2 separate regions of the Homo sapiens genome follow, and region 2 is linked to region 1. Evidence: read pairs that join two places in POLR2A ChIA-PET (ENCODE). Cell type or tissue: PC-3. All regions are shown on one strand.

Evidence for each region. ChIA-PET counts read pairs that join two places held together with the same protein. Peaks named below come from ENCODE experiments on the same cell type or tissue, not always from the same donor. Only the 100,000 strongest peaks of a DNase experiment are listed, where the experiment ranks them.
Region 2: POLR2A ChIA-PET joins it to region 1 with 13 read pairs; 4 of 35 experiments call an interaction of 5 or more read pairs at or near these places.

What each region holds. Positions count from the first base shown.
Region 1 is chr4:52,750,513-52,753,012 of GRCh38, reverse strand. ERVMER34-1 (endogenous retrovirus group MER34 member 1, envelope) reads left to right here and starts at 1,588. Exons shown (of 3, transcript NM_001242690.2): 1 at 1,588-1,670; 2 at 1,944-2,083. LOC107986281 (a long non-coding RNA gene) reads right to left here and starts at 2,046. Exons shown (of 2, transcript XR_001741691.2): 1 at 1,590-2,046; 2 at 1-979. In PC-3, no CTCF peak of the experiment used is centred here; a DNase peak (open chromatin) is centred at 1,372; H3K4me3 peaks cover 1,490 bases.
Region 2 is chr4:52,589,627-52,592,126 of GRCh38, reverse strand. USP46 (ubiquitin specific peptidase 46) reads left to right here. Exons shown (of 9, transcript NM_022832.4): 9 at 1-1,167. Among named protein-coding and RNA genes, the nearest start is that of USP46, 68 kb to the left of the region's middle. In PC-3, no CTCF peak of the experiment used is centred here; no DNase peak of the experiment used is centred here.

The DNA of each region.
Region 1 (2,500 bases):
GCTTAGACCCGTGGGGCTGGCAGAGCCCAGACCAGAGGCGTGGGAGCCGCGCTGCTGGTGCTGGGGGTGCTCCAGCCGGCAGAACAGTGGGAAGGGAAAAGCAGTGGGCCCATTTAGAGGTTGAAAGAGGCAGGGACTGAGAAGCTCCAGGGTTTGAGGACCACTCCCCCATCCATACAACAGTTAGTATCCCAACTGCGGACCATATGTCCCACGCCCCAGAGCGATGGCCCTTGTGGTTTTTTTTTTGTTTGTTTGTTTGTTTGTTTGTTTTTGAGACAGAGTTTGGCTCTTGTTGCCCGCTGGAGTGCAATAGCGCAGTCTCGGTTCACCGCAACCTCTGCCTCAAGCGATTTTCCTGCTTCAGCCTCCCAAGTAGCTGGCATTACAGGCATGCGCCACTATAACCGGTTAATTGTGTATTTTTAGTATAGACGGGGTTTCTCCATGTTGGTCAGGCTGGTCTCGAACTCCCGATCTCAGATGATCTGCCCGCCTCGGCCTCCCAAAGTGCTGGGATTACAGGAGTGAGCCACCGCGCCCGGCCGCCCCTTGTCTCTTTAGGTCTCTTCTGCTTTATCAAACATGGACACAAAAAGGGTGCTCCTCAGGCGTACAGGCGCCGCCAACCAGCCACTGCTTCTGGTAAAGAGTCTTTCATCGCATTTAGTCATTTCTACAGTAAAACGTATTTTCCAAAGAGTACAGAACACCAGTCATGATGAGTTTTGTTTCTTTGTTTCTTAGAATCAGGGGTTTCATTCGTCCACAGAGAAAGATGATTTCCTATTTTTGTATTTTCAAGTTGTAACACATGTTTTTTCCCTTAGCTCTTATAACGTTAATATTTTTATATTTCATTATGGGTTTTTATTCTTCATTAAAAATGTCAGTCCAAGGGAGGCCTTTGTTTCGTCCATTTAAGGATTAGAAGATTGCCTGGCACAGAGTACACACCTGATGAAGGCGTGCTGAATACCTAAGTGAATAAAAACGCGGCATAAATAGCAGCTCAGGGCTCTAGGCGGTCGCGTGACTGAGAGCCTAGGCGCCAAGGGGAGGAGAGGGTAATCGCGAAGTCTCCCCAGGGGAGAAACCGAGGGGCTGAGAGAACCAGATCGACGAGGGCCAAGGCCCAGCAGGATGCCTGAAGAAGCCGATTCTCCTGCCCAGGGTACCTGAGGTTCGAAGGATGCTTCGTGCAGGCTCGCCTTGTGTCTCACCCGCCAGACCTAGGAAGCCAGACCTAGGCAGGCAGTGGACACAGGTGGCCAATGGCTGGGCCCGTCCAGCCCCCGTCCTGCCCTCGTCCCGAAGTTTCCTGGGATTGGCTGCCTGCCCCGCGGCCCTCCTCCCAGCCCCGCCCTCGCCCAGAGTCTTCCCTGCGCCGAAAGCGCAGGTATGTTCCTAGTCTTGAGCGGGAGAAAATCACCCAGCTCGGAGCACCTGGCCAGTGGGACCGGTGGGTTCCTGGTGCCTGAATCCGGCTGTCCGCTCTGCGGTGCCCCGCCCCGCCCCAACCCAGGATCTTCCCAGCCCCGCTCCGCCCCAACCCAGGATCTTCCCAGCCCTCGTGTGTCCCCGCTCACTTCAGTTCCCGCCGCGAGCCTTCTTCTTGGTCTTCTGGCCTGGCGGCGATCGTCGGCCAGTTTATCCCTCGGAGTTGCACTGTGAGTGCGTTTCTGCCCTTTGGTCTCCGGCGGGGAGGGCTCCCAGGCAGGGTCTGGGCTCGCCCCGTGTCCCCTCGAGCTTTGCCCGCCCCGAGCTCCTCTGCTGCCCGCGGCCAGAACGGAGGGGTAAAGCAGCCCTCGGCGGCCCAGGGGGCGGACGGCCGTGCCCGTCCCAGGGCCGCGCGAGGCACAGGCGCTGCGTCCTGCGGAGCCGCTGGGAGAATCCCGGGGCAGGTCCCGGCGCGGTAACAAGTTTGCGCTTTGCCTCCCTAGGGCAGACACGCCGCTACTTTGTAGCGGGTTTCGGGCGGGCCACGCGTGCGGCGACAGGAACCCAACCCCGGCCGACCTTGGGCTCCAGGAATTCGTTGTCTACGTCTGCGGAGGTGCGGCAGCCTCAGTTTTAAGCGCAGGTATGTTCCTACCCTTGAGCGGGAGGAAATTACCCAGCCCTGAGCACGTGGCCAGTGGGACCGGAGGGTTCCTGGTGTCTGAATCCTGCTCGCTTAACAGGAAGGCAATAGAGGCTGTGCTCTGAACCTTTCCCTCACGATGATCTTCTGCCTGTTGACCATCCTGGTGTCTTTCCCATGTGGCCCTGTATGGTTGGCATGGTTCCTGTCTTTAGGACTTGTGAGTATAACGCTTTATTTTTTCCTGAGCTTCTCCTATGTCTCCCCTTTGTGAGCACAGTGGCCAAAGAAGTCCATTTGGTCCCATGTCTAATCCATCGCATAACTGCTTGGCCCCCTTTGGTAGCCATGTCTGTTTTAGGTTGTGGGGCATTTGCCCGACAATGAACGTGAGTCAGAGATAAGAGGAGGGTCGCA
Region 2 (2,500 bases), 160 kb after region 1:
CGTGTGGGGGAAACTCCTTGCAATTCAGCACAGTTTGGTATTCAGCCCCAGCCTCAACATGCAGATGGCACTGTTGGATGAAGCCACACCATCTTTTTTCCTGGGAGCCCCACACTCTTCCCAGCCTGCCTTCTAGCTCAGGGACAACACATTTTGAAAAACAAAGTATAAATCGATTATGTTGCAACAATGAACTTCACGTTTTGCCTCTTCTCATGTTAAAAGAGCCAGTATCATGAAAGCCTCAACAGTGAGCTTTATGAATCAAATATCTGTTATTTCTAAACAATCTGTTTACATTATGACCAAATAATTAGAGCCTATCTAGACTTACCAAAATAAGATAGGGCATAAGCGATTTATTGGTGCATCAGCCTTTGTTTGCTTTTTAAGGTTCCTTTATGTTTTAAAGGGATTTGAACAAAAGACATCAGGAGCTTACAAAGGAAAAATAGCTTCATTTTGGTTATGAGATACCAGAGTCAGAAATGACATTAGATTGTATAGAAAAGACTTCTAATTGTGTGCTTACTTCCCACATGATTATAATAAACTATATATTAACAACCTTGGGATCGTACTCAGGTTGTCAATTACACGGATGCATCTTTCACTTTTTTCTTTCCCAAGAGTGAGAGAAAGAGTGAGGTTGTGCTTAAGGCAGTGTGGAATTCTACAGAAGCTCTTCTTGGAAAAGGAGTTCAGGCACTTGTGTTGTAGACTGCAGTCTGATTCTGTTCTTACTTCCTCTCAGCATAAGGGAGCTTTGAAAAGAAAACTCAGACTTGTATCCGACTTGACCAGAAGCAAAATAACTTGATCATTGAAGCCACTATTTCTGTGTATTTGATCAAGTCCTCCTCTGGAATCCAATGCAGCCATATTCATATTTCGGTCTCTCTTAATGGACCTTGCTGGAAAGAACATTCTGTGCTAAGAAAATGGAAAATAAACGTGAGAAAACTTTAAGAATGAGCCTTCACACCTCCTGCAGCAGGTGATAGCTCTGTACTTCAGAGCTTGTCTCCAGGTTGAGAATTACCTGTTTTCCACTCTGAGGGGATTAGAAAGATACTGTTTTAATGGGTTATAAAACTTGTGTGAAGAAGATTGGCCTTCTCCACCTCTCCTGTGAAATAAATTGTTTGAAAACTCTTTGAAGAGAAATGGCTTCAGTATATTGTTCTATCTCTGCTACCCCAAAGCCCAGAGAACAAATATTAAGTATAAATTGCTAGGCTAGGTATGTCATATGTGGCAGCTTTGACATGTAAACCAAAAGACTGAGCCAAGTCTCAATCAATGTACAGGTTATTTTGCCAAGGTTGAAGACACACTAGGGAAAAGAGACACAAGCTACAGTATGATCTATGGCCCCTACTTTCTCCAAAGAGGATTTTGAGGGCTTCAGTATTTAAAGGGGAAAAGTAGGCAGGAGGAGAAAGGAGGAAAGAACAAAAAAAAGAGGGAGAGCATGGTCACATTCTTAGGAGGCTTTGATTCACACTCACTGAATCCATGTGTTGCACGTGGCAAGGAATGGGTAGAGGAACAGTCGATTATGTATGTCCCCTGCTCAGTAAAACTGCACTTTACAAAAGATAAACAGAATAGGGGAAGAAGTCAAATATGCATTTATCTCAGGCTGGGCAGTGGGGATGGTTTGTACTCTCCTCTTGTCCCATACTTGGGGAGGCCACCTGGGGAGACATGGCCTCTTGTAGCTATCTGTTTAGGAACAAAAGGAAAGACAGTGTTCTGTGACCCAGCTTCCAAGCTTAACTTTTCCCTTTGGTATAGTGAGTTTGGGGTCCCAAGATGTTCTTTTCCTTTCACAGATGTATGACACTTCAGCAGAAGGGTGAAGGCTGTAGAAGGGAGAGAAAACCCTCTTCCTGTATGGCTATTGATTGACTTTGACTTTTAACTGATTATGTCATCTGAGGAGTCTGTGAAGGTTTATGAAGAATGAATTCACCATACAACCTCCCCTCAGATGGAAATGTGTACATAATGTAGAAGAATAAGGGGCTGTGAGTTTCGGGGGTAAGAGGAGGGGAATAAAGTTAAGACTCCTAATACTGCTTAGCTTCTAGCCTTGGGTCTTGCCGCAACGCCTGCCCAACACCTGTGTGTGTGTGCTTTGCAAGGTTAGCTGGGACTTAGGTAGACCCCACTTTGTCTGTCGCTGACAGGAAACCTACACATTCTCTGCTCTTTCTGCTGTTTCCCTGACCTCGCTCTCCCATGGAATTTTAGATTCAATTCAGTGGAGTTCAGGTTCCAGTGTGGGTTGATCACCAGCCGATGCAATCCCCCTAGCATATGGGAAAGCAAAGGATCAGGAGGCATGAGATCCTAGTTCAGTCCTGGCCTTTGCTTCCTGGTTTGCCTAAGTCAGATGTTGGACATAGTATTGGGGTAGGGTGCTGATGAGTGGTAGTTGGTGAAGGGGCCATTTTCCACACAAGTCCCCAAGGGAGACAGACCAATTGGCAAA